2 separate regions of the Homo sapiens genome follow, and region 2 is linked to region 1. The links are chromatin contacts, found by Hi-C in ENCODE. All regions are on one chromosome and are shown on one strand. Each heading gives the region's core, a stretch centred on a gene start or an enhancer-like site at or near the end of the contact. The rest is flanking DNA. Distances are from core to core; before and after follow the strand shown.

Region 1 (5,848 bases), core at 2,488-4,987:
ACCCAGGCTAGAGTGCAGCGGCTCAATCTCAGCTCACTGCAACCTCCGCCTCCCGAGTTCAAGTGATTCTCCTGCCTCAACCTCCCGAGTAGCTGGGATTACAGGTGCCTGCCACTGTGCCTGGCTAATTTTTGTATTTTTAGTAGAGACAGGGTTTCACCATCTTGACCAGGCTGGTCTCGAACTCCTGACCTGTTGATCCACCCGCCTCGGCCTCCCAAAGTGCTGGGATTAGAGGTGTGAGCCACTGTGCCCGGCCCTGAGTTATTGAAGTAAAGGATAGAAATGAGCAACGACCAAAGAATACTTTTTTTCTCCATCATATAAGATGTGGATAAATTTCTCTTTTACAGAGATTATATAAGTGAATTATAGTCAATTTCTAAAAGTACTGTGTTTTCACAAAGATGTGTTCTACAGAGACTAAAATTTTAGTAGGCAATATTATTTAAACACTTTTTCTTAGCCTTAAATCTCTTTGTTTTGCTTGATATTTACAGCTTAAATCCCCCAGATTTGCACATTCCAGAGTCAGTACTATTTTTCTAAAACCACTGATAGGTCTCTTGTTACAACAATGGAAATGATGTATCCTTTTTCAAAATTCCTTGTCTATGCTTCTGCCATCATTTCCAAGGTTACTCCCATCAGAGGATGCAGAGAAGTGACAAAGCTGGTGATAGACAGAGATCATGGCTTTCCAAGAAAGGTTCATGCAAGACTTCAGAGAACCTCAAAATTCCTACAGGTTGTTTTCATTTACCATTAAAAATTGAAGAATCAGAGCAATTCCTAGGGTCACAGGACAAATGGATTGTTCAAAGGTCTCTCGATTCTGTGATGATCTAAAATCTTATGTGAAATCTTTGCCTGGTCCCCAAAAGGACCGTGGGTAAAATTCAAGGGATCAGTAAATGCAGATTGGAAAAATTTATATTTTTATTTTTACTGACCTCTAACTGAAACAGCATTTCCTGAAATCATGAGCGTAGACAACAAACCATAATGAAATTAAAACCTCTATGACTTTTTCATCATTAGCAATCATAGATATTTCTATATTACATTATATTGTTGTAGATATCCCAAAACATATGTTTCATTTATGTACATCTCTATTTTAAATTAAGGTAGTTATTAGAACACAGCCAGACAGTACTTAATATATCAACAAATAAGTACTATGCCACAACTTTAAAAACTTTTGGTGGCTGTATTTCAATATAGCTGGCTTATTTTATAATTGTATGTGTTTTATGTATTTAAAATCTAATCTGAAAAACTGACTTCTAGCATGACAGTATGAGGAGCTTCATTTCACCAATAAAATTGATTAAAATTATTATGAAAAACAACCATTCAGAGACTCTGGAAATGGTCCAATGGGCAAACAGAAAATGAAGAAACATCAAGAAAATCTGCCAAAATTCTGTAAGAAAGGCAAGAGCCTGCGGTATTTGAACTAAGACTTCTCCCTCCCTTCCCTCTCCCAGATCAGCAACTCCACACTGCTGCAGCAAAGAACATAGGGATGCCTTTCTGCCCAACCAGAAAGCTTCCTTCCCAGGAAGAGCAGGACTTCAGCGTTTCTCAGCTTACTTCCGAAGGTTTATTGCTGAGGTCAAATTCCAGTTGAGTGTTGATGGGAGATGAGGGCTCCCTTTTTCCCCAATGGTGGAATAAATGCTCTACTTCTGGCACGGTGCAGTGAAAATATTGAGACCCCAGTAGCCTTTTCTCCAACTCGAGATGGTGGTTCTATGCCAGGAGAAGCAAGCCCAGAAGACCTTAGCCTGCTGACTCCCCTCCACTGAGCACTCAGATCCTAGACAGGGGATGTCACTCAGAAAGAAGTTTACATTGCCCAACCTTGAGCTCCAGAGGTCCTGTTAGACACGTTACCTGTGGGGAGAAGCAGGCCATTAAAAAAGAAAAAACAAAACAAAACGAAAAAAACAGCTCCTAATTTCTTCCCAAAGAAATCAACTGCATTTGAGACAGAGTATGGAAAAGTTGTAACCTAAGAGGACCCTCAGGAACAGTAAAGGTTGTGATGAGATTATGCAAAACAACGAACAGACAGTAAAAAGAATGAAGAAAAATGAACAGAGCCTCAGAGGAATGTAGGCGCCAATAGCGGACCAACGCCCACATAAATGAATCTGGTACTTTTGGGAGTACCAGAAAGAGAGAAGAAAGAGAATAAGAAACAATACTCAAAGAAATAATGGCTGACCACTTCTGAAAATTTATTGGAAAATAGCCATCTACATATCCAGGAAGCTCAGCAAACTCTAAGCAAGTGAAATATGAAGACATTCACAAACAAACACATCATAGTAAAGATGCTGAAAGTCAAGGAGAAAACCTTGAAATAAGCAAGAGAAAAAATTATTTTTGGAAGGTGTTAATGTACCTGACTGCCATGGGAGCCAATGCTCAGAATAAGTTCAGAAACCTCAGGTATAGTCATCTAGAATAAAATAGTTGCCCACAGGAGATAATTGGGGGGAAGGGGTAGTAATCTCAGTTCTCAACAAGAGTTCATCAAAGTGATACAGAGGTAAAATGGAATCAACCCAAAATCCCATCAATATTAGACTGGATAAAGAAAATGTGGCACATGTACAGCATGGAATACTATGTGGCCATAAAAAAAATTTCATGTCCTTTGCAGGGACATAGATGAAGCGGAAACCATCATTTTCAGCAAACAAACACAGGAACAGAAAACCAAACACTGCATGTTCTCACTTATAACTGGGAGTTGAACAATGAGAACATATGGGCACAGGAAGGGGGACCACACATCAGGGCCTGTTGGTGGGTGGAGGGCAAGGGGAGGTATAGAATTAGGAGAAATACCTATTGTAGATGATGGCTTGATGGGTGCAGCAAACCACCATGGCACATGTTTACCTGTGTAACAAACCTGCACGTTCTGCACGTGTATCCCAGAACTTAAAGTATAATTTAAAAAATGAAAAAAAAGCCTGTGATCAAAAAAAGAAAAACGAAGAGGGTGCTAAGTTAAACAAAATTAAAAAGGTTTTGTTACTGCAAGACTTGTCATACGTTTTGTAATGCTAACTGTGAGTCCCTAGATGTAGGTAAAAATTACAGCATTTCCCAAACTATTTTGACCATGAAAGCCTTTTATGGAATATATCTAAAGGTTCAAAGTTTGAAGAGCACTTTGGGAAACACTGGCATGAAGTTAATAAAAGTGAGGGATATTGATCACTGCTGGAGTCAATTGACATTTTTCTTTCCTGTATGTCCATATCAGGCAATACTTTCTCTTGAAGGTATACATGACAGATAACTATCCATATTTTCAAAGACATCCTAGGTGAAAGGCTGTCTGAGGTTTCTGGTAATGCTGCTTGCCAAGGCCACAAATTTAAGCCACCCTGAGGGTGACTGTGCCCTAGACTGTCTTTTCTGATTTTTGGATCACATTCTGCTAAAAATCTTTAGACTCTACATTAATGAATACAGAAAAGAACAACCCCTGCTAACGGGCTTCTTTGCATGGAAAATTCCTTCCCATTCCTGTTTCTAGTCTTAGGTTCTGGTTTATAATAACAGCCTATCAAAATGTTGCATGCAGCTTCAAAAAAAGTAGTCATCATCTGAGAGCTATACTTAACATCAAATGCCAAGGAAGATTTGTCAGCAGCTGAAGCCTGGAGCACAGCCAGTTCACAGCACTGAGGCTCCGCTCACTGCAACTCACCATTAGAGGGTGTATATTAGAGGATGGACCCCAGCCAGATATAAAGAAGCTGTGGCTCAGCAACTTGAGTCAGGTGACAGCAAACAAGGAAGACTGAAGGAACAGTGTAAAGGGAGGCAACTTCAAGAAACATAATATTACTGTTTCCTGTCAGAAAAATGGCAATACCAGCAGCTAGGCCAACCTTAGTGTGCCATTCAGAGGTGAAGTGGCTATTATTCTTTATGAAAACGCTTACAGCCTCTAACAGAAAGCAGTGATTCATAAAAAGAACTGAACGCTTCCTAAGATGCAAACAGGCAGAGAAATAGATGAAGACTCACTATGGAAATGACCTAAGTCTAACCAAGGGTATCATCAAACACAAATACTCTATATAGAAAACATCGTTCCAGTGTACTTTATATGGCTGTTGAACTTTGCTCCTCCATTCTTTCAAACAGCTATGCAAGCTTGTAAGTCTCTAAATTAAGGTCCATCCTGGCTGAAATACTTAGAGTGGTTTCTGTTTTCTTGACCAAAATAATCATATTGTATTTTTCCTATTCAGAGGGCCTTGAACAATAAACTGAATGAGTGTGGGGGCAGACCCTGTACTTTCCTAGAATGTTGTGCGCAAGATGGTGAGCATTGAATACTGGCATGTTAATAGAGTAGTGAAAGAATAGAGTAGAAGCCTATCTATGTTCTCTGGCGACCTTCCTATAAGCAGGCCACTTTCTGAATAAAAGAGGAGCAAGTGACAGAAAAATCTAATGCATGCATAAGACAGAACCATAAGACAAATAACTACCAACAACAGCAAAAACAAACCAATTTCAAGGAGCCAGAGCAATTTTGCATAAAGGATGGAGCTGCAAGCAGGAGGATAAGCATCATAGATAGAAAAATATTTTGAGCTAACCAAGACATTTGAAGGATCCCAAGATCCATAGCTAAAAAAGAATCAATGGGCAATCAGGGCCCAAGAATTGTACTAAAAATCTATAAAAATGGAAAGAGCTCACCTATCAAACTGACATTTAAAAAAAATAAAATATCATATCCCATCTTGGCAAATTCAAAAGTGCAGCCATTTTTACACAGTGTTTGTGGGAGTATAAATTGCTACACTGACTTAGGAGATGAATTTGGTAATATGTTTTCAAAATGTTCATATTCTTTGCCCATGCATTTCTACTTCTAAAATGTTTTTCTACCCAAATCCCAATTTTGTTCCCAGAAAAAGTGTATATGAGTGCCTTAAGGATGATCAGAGGAACTGACTACAAAATATCAAGTGGTTCTATCTAGGTATTAAGATAGCATTGCAAATACTTATTCTCTGTTTCTTCTCTTCTCCATTTTCTTTGGATTCTTCCCTGAAAAAAACAGATACTAATTCTGTAATACATAAAGTAAAATATACTTAAATAACAATTAAAAGAGCAATAGAGTAGAAATGCACACAAGTGTCAAGGAGACTTGATCACAGTTTCATGTCTTTTCTAGATTATTCTATAGTTCCAGGAAGGCAAGAGATAATTTTAGAAGGATTGCTTCAGATCCTACAGTTAGGAACCTATAAAGGGAGACTCCTAACAGAAGTGGAGAATGCAGAGACTGAGTAGCAACAATTCCTCCTGAAAGAAAAAAAAAAATCCAAAGACAACAACCCTCAGTCTAACACAAATAGAGTGAGCCTCCATCTCACTAAGAAATATAGGGAAACTCAGATACAAGTGAAGGATACCAGCGTGATATAGACCAGGAATCAAAAAAGAGAGTATTACTTTCCTGCTCTTCCACACCTCTTCCAAAGCACTCCACATCTAATACATTACACCTTTCAAGCAAGGCTAGGAAAGTTTTTTTTACAGGATCAAGAACAAAATTATGCTGATTTTTGTTAATCCAATGATATTTGTTCTTCTAATAGTCTGTAATGCCAAGGGAAATGGAGGCCACATCTTAGTTGTTATTGTATTTTCAGTGCTTCGTGCAGCACTTGGCTCAAGGAAAGTTTGATGAGCGAATGAATGAACAGCAATTTGAATGCTTTTAGTAAGCCCTAAAATCAACCCATTTTAATCAAAAGACAGCCAGTAATTTAAAGTAATTAACCAAATT
Region 2 (5,848 bases), core at 1,743-4,242, 500 kb before region 1:
AACAAAGTTTTCTTCCTATGAAATGGCATGTGATAAAGTGAAAAAATGTTTTAGTAACAGAAATAGATGAATGGGAAGTAATATGTGAAGGGGCACTGGAAGAAGATAAAACTGAACAGATATGAAGAGACCAGATCATGGATTCCTTGTGTCATGCCAATGAGTTCCAACATAAAACAGTAACCAGGGAGCCACTGAAGGTATTCAGGCAGAAAAGTAACATGATTCAATGTCTCTGGCAGCTGCTGGTTGTTTTAAGTAAATAATCAGTACTTTTTCATGTGTCACCACTGGTGAAACAGAAAAGCATCTCAGCAGCAAACAGTAAGGAGTCATTGAAATCTATAATGTCATTCAAATAAACCAGATCTAAAGGCCCATCAGCACCCTGGTACTCTGCCAATCTCAGAACTCAGGGTTTTCTCTATTGACTTCTACAGTCTCCGGCCACATGGCACACCTCTCAGATTCTCTCGCTTCATTTCACAGCTCAACAATGATGGTTTTTAAAACTTTTGGTCTCCACATCCTTTTATAATTTTGAAAGTCAGTGGGGACTCCAATGAGCTTTTCTTTATGTGGGTTATATCTGTTAATATTTATTGCCTTAGAAATTAAAACTGACAAATTTTAAAATGTTTATTAATGCTTTTAAAATATCAATAATAGTACCATTAAATAGTCACATTATTTTTATTTAAAAAAGATATCTCCTAAAACAGAAAGAAACTAAGAAGTGGTAATGTTTTATATTTTTTTCAAATTTCTTTAATTTCTGGCTTAAGAGAGGACAGATGGAGTCTCATATCTTCTTCTGCATCCAGTAAGTTGCAATATATTTTTTTGGTTGAAGTATATAATAAGACTCTCTCCTCATGTAGTTATATAGTTAGAAAAGAGAGAAATCTTTTCAGATTATTTTACTGAAAATAATTTATTATTATTCCTTTCTGATAATATGCCCAAACTCAACAAATGGTAGTTTCTTAAACTTAGTTGCAATGTGGAATCTAAATATCATTGTAGTTTTTATATTCCATTATATGAAAATCTCTTGATCTCTCTTTCATTTTAATGGAATTTAGCCCTTGCTAGATTGTGTTACTTCATGCATTGGTCATTTGTAAAACATTAGCTCACTGAGTTATGCAGATCTTCCAAACTTTGACATATATATCATACAATATAAAAACCACCACATTTGTTAATATTAGTAATGATCTAATCAGATAGCTAAGTGTTCTGCACTGTAAGCTTTCAAGCTTACAGTGGTGAATGCAAATTTTCTAAAATTTCTATTTTTTCCCTGAAAATTCAAATTTTATGATTAACAAAGAAAATTGATGACAAATACCCAAATTGTAATAACTGTAATTTGTCTGTTACTTTTCAAATGAAAATGGTGTTCCATGAAGAAAAGCAGCTCGTTCAGCTCATAATCCAAGCAATCTTAGTGGTTTTTTTTTTTGAGATAAGCATTATACTTTGGTATGCAGTAGCAGTGCTTCATGCATACTTTCTATTTCATCTTATAGACTTTTGAAATCATTTTCTATCAGATGGTCTTTTTCTTTCTTTTCAATCACTTGTAGGAGTAATTTGCATTTTCTTCACTGGATATAAAACTTTCTTCATTGGGTATATGTACTGCAAATAATTCCATTTATTCTCTGGCCTGCATTTTTGCTCAGTAAATGACATTTTTCGGTAAGTATAGGTTTTTCATTTTCACATAGTTTAATTTGTAATTTTTTTCCTTCATGATTAGTAGTTTTCTGTCCCATTTAGGAAAAATTTTTAACCCAAAATAATGAAGATACTTTTCTACTTTACTCCCCAATATATTTTGTAGTTTTCGGTTTAGAGGTCTTGTACATGTTTAATTAGATTTATTCTTAGGTAATTTATATATTTTGATTTTTTGGCAAAATCAAAATACCTTATTTTCTCAAGTTCCAAATTTATTGCTGGTGTATAAACATATAACATATTGTAATACATAATGGAGCCCAGCAACTTGATACATTAACTTAACAATTTCAATAGTTTTGCTGTAGAGTCTTGAAATTTTTACATATAAAATCACATTACTTGCAGATAATGATGCTTTCATTATTTCATTATTCATTCCTTGGTTACCTGGCAGTGTGGCTGTGCAAACATTTTAGTCTCAGACCAGAGATTAGAGTATCTGCTTTGGAGTGGGGTAGGGACTTCCACAGCCAGAAAGTGCCTCAGCAGTATGGCTAAAATTGTGCCCTCCCTGTAGCAGGCCTAGGGCAGGAAGAGAACTCCTACGGCTGTGGTTTCTCCTGGGTAACAAGACTTGCACCAAGGCCCAGTTTGGTGACATGGAACTCATCTGTGTGTGACTTTGCTGAGTAGCCCATGCTGCTCCTTGGAAATCATGGTGCAGTAGAGGCTCCCCTCTGCTCTACCCCCAGAGAGAAATCCAGGAATTTGGACCATGTTCTTGCCTGGACCAGCAGCCTGAGCTACCCAACCCTTCCTGGACATAGATTGTGCAGTGGGGCTCTATGCTCCATGCCCAGGCAGATATCAAGGCATCCATAACACCTGTTACCCTGGTTCAGCAGCTTGAGCCACACTACCATTCCTGGACATAAATTGTGGTGTGGGGGGCCCTCTCTATTCCATTCCCAGGCAGATCCTATACATTTGGAGTACTACCTTGACTGAATCAGCATGCTGAGCTGTCCCACCCTTCCTGTGCAGAGATCCAGCCACAGGGGAATCCTTTCTACTACACAACCAGGCAGATTTCCAGGCATTCAGAGCACCTGCTTGTTTAGTCCAGCAGCCTGAGTTGCTTGGTGCTGGGGGATCATTTCTGCTCCACGCTCAGGCAGAAATCCAGTCATTCAGAGAACTGCTCATCTGGATCAGCAATCTGACCTGCCCCACCCTTCTGTGCAGAGTTTCTGATGCAAAGAGGCCCTCATTGCTCCATGCCCAGGCTGATCTCCAGACTTGTGAAGCACCTGTTTGCCTGATTCAGCAGCCTGAGCTGCCCCACTTTTCCCAAATGTAGATTATGGTGTAGTGAGGCCTTCTCCACTCCAAACCAAGGCATATTTCGAGACATTTGGAGCACAAGATCACCTGAATCAGCAGTCTGAGTTGCCCAGCCCCTCCTGTGCAGAAATATTGGTGCAGCAGGACCCACTCTGCTACATGCCCAGGCAGATCTCCAGACATCTGGAGCACCCACTCTACTAGATTAGAAATCTAGGCCATCCCTTACTCCTGTGCAGAGAACTTGGAGCTGAAGTAGGTGGCTTCCTACCTCCACACCTAGGTACACCTTTGGGTGCTTGGTGGCTACTCACTGGATTCTCCCCTTGTTGCTGGTGCCTCTGCCTGGCATGGGGGACCCATAGGTCAACCTGTCTGTTTTGGTCCCACCCTTCAGTCTCTTGCTCCTAGGGCACAACAGGGAGCTCAAACTACTGTATACTCCACAAATCATCCCAATGCCTGAGGCAACAGAGAGCTGCCAGTAAATAAGGATTATGTATATACCCAGCCACGTTGGCCACAGTCTGTTCTTACCAATAAGCACCATCCATGGGCTTACATGTCAAACTCCACAGCCTAATATAAAATCTGCTGAAAGAAATGCATAGCGCTATAGAAACAAAGCCAAGAGACCCTACCAGCATGCCTTACAACTCCTAGAAATAGAGAGGAAAGGAAAGAGAAAGAAGAAAATAATAATAACATTGTAGGGAAAGGAAGAAAAAGAAAAAATCCTACCCACATAAAAATAATTACAAAACTTAGAGGTGCCAGGATCTCCAGATGAGAAGAAACCAGTGCAAGAATTCTGGCCAAATGAAAGATCTGAATGCAGTGACACCAAGAAAGGATTGTACTAGCTCTTCAGCAATGCACCCTAACTGAAATGGAAACTCAGAAATGACAAATAATTCAAGCCATGGATTGCAAGGAAGCTGAATGAGATCCAAGACAAGGTTGATAATCAAACAAAGACACTCCTAAAGCAATCCAGGAAATGAAGGAAGAGATAAACATCTTAAAAAGAAATGAATCAGAATTTCTAGGCTTAAAAAACTCACTTAAGGAATTTCAAAATACAATTTAGGCTGGGTGCTGTGGCTCACTCCTGTAATCCCAGCACTTTGGGAGGCCAAGGCAGGTGGATCATCTGAGGTCAGGAGTTCGAGACCAACCTGGACAACATGATGAAACCCTGTCTCTACTAAAAATACTAAAAATTAGCCAGGCGTAGTGGTGCATTCCTGTAATCTCAGCTACTCAGGAGTCTGAGGCAGGAGCATCTCTTGAACCTGGGAGGTGGAGGTTGCAGTGAGCCAAGATCTTGCCCCTGTACTTCATCCTAGGCAACAGAGTAAAATGCCATCTCAAAAACAAACAAACAAAAAATTAAAAGCTTCATCAATAGAATGGACCAAGCAGAAGAAAGACACTCAGAGCTTGAAGATTGGTCTTTTGAACTGATAGACTCAGAGAAAAATAAAAAGAATTTAAAAAAATAAAAAAGTCTTTGAGAAATATAAAAGTATGTAAAGCTACCAAACCTACAAATTATTGGCATATCTGAGAGAAATAGAAGTGTAAACAACCTGGAAAATATATTTCAAGGAATAATTTAAGAAATCTTCTTTAATCTTGCTAAAAATAGACATCCAGAGACAAGAAATCCAGGGAATACCCGTGAGATACTATACATAATGAAGATCAACAGGCATATAGTCACCAGTCTATTTAAGGTTAATGCTAAAGAAAAAAATCTTAATGGTAGTTAGAGAAAAAGAGTAGATCATATACAAAGGGAAACCCATCAGGCTAAGAACAGACTTCTCAGCAGAAACCTTATAAGCCAGGAGAGGTCGTGGTCCTGTTTTCAGCATTCTTAAAGAAAAGAAATTCCAGCCAAGAATTTCATATCCCACCAAACTAAGCTTCACAAGCAAAGGAGAAATAACAGCTTTTCCAGACAAGCAAGCACTAAGAGAATTCCTAACCCATAGACAAGCCATATAGGAGATCCTTGGGGGAATCTTAATGAATACAAAAAAAAAAAAAGAAATCATACCAACAATACTCGACCATAGTGGAATAAAAATAGAAATCAATACCAAGAATATCTCTCAAAACTACAGAGTTCATGGAAATTAACAATTTGCTACTGAATGACTTTTAAATAACAAAATCAAGATAATTATTTGAAATAAATGAAAACAGAGAAACAATATACCAAAATCTCCAGGATGTAGCGTTAAAAAAAAGTGTTAAGAGGAGTGTTTATAATGCTAAACACCAACCTCAAAAAGTTAGAAAGATCTCAAATTAACAATCAAATATTACACCAGAGGAACTAGAAAAACAAAAATGAAACAAGCCCAAAGCTAGCTGAAGTAAAGAAATAACTAAAATCAGTGCAGAACTGAAAGAAGTTGAAAACGAAAAATACATAGAAAGAATCAATAAAACCAAAAGTAGGTATTTGAAAAGATAAACAAAATTTATAGACTGCTAGATAGATGAACAAAGAGACAAGATCCAAATAAGCAAAATCAGAAATGACAAAGGTGACAGTACAGTTGATCCCACAAAAATACAAATGATACTCAGAGACTTTTATGAATACCTCTGCACAATCTGGAAAATCTAGAGGAAATGGATACATTCCTGAAAGCATACAACCCCCCAAGACTGAGTCAGGAAGAAATTTAAACACTGCACAGACAAATATCAAGTTCTGAGATGGAATCAGTAATAAAAAATCTACCGACAGAAAAAAACTTTTGACCAAATGGATTCACAGCCAAATTCTACCAGA

The links. Hi-C counts contacts between places; a loop is a spot of excess contacts on that map. Pooled maps may share reads with other maps.
Region 2: a loop to region 1 is called in a map with no recorded cell type, with 1.8 times the contacts of the local background. The contact joins two enhancer-like sites. A Hi-C loop is called at or near these places in 3 of 37 single-sample maps with no recorded cell type and 3 of 50 pooled maps.

What each region holds. Positions count from the first base shown.
Region 1 is chr2:183,488,985-183,494,832 of GRCh38, reverse strand. No RefSeq gene overlaps it. Among named protein-coding and RNA genes, the nearest start is that of NUP35, 370 kb to the right of the region's middle. Within about 2 kb of position 3,737, at least 2 of the 41 ENCODE cell types and tissues checked have a DNase peak (open chromatin) inside an H3K27ac peak, as active enhancers do.
Region 2 is chr2:183,990,300-183,996,147 of GRCh38, reverse strand. No RefSeq gene overlaps it. Among named protein-coding and RNA genes, the nearest start is that of MIR548AE1, 390 kb to the left of the region's middle. Within about 2 kb of position 2,992, at least 2 of the 41 ENCODE cell types and tissues checked have a DNase peak (open chromatin) inside an H3K27ac peak, as active enhancers do.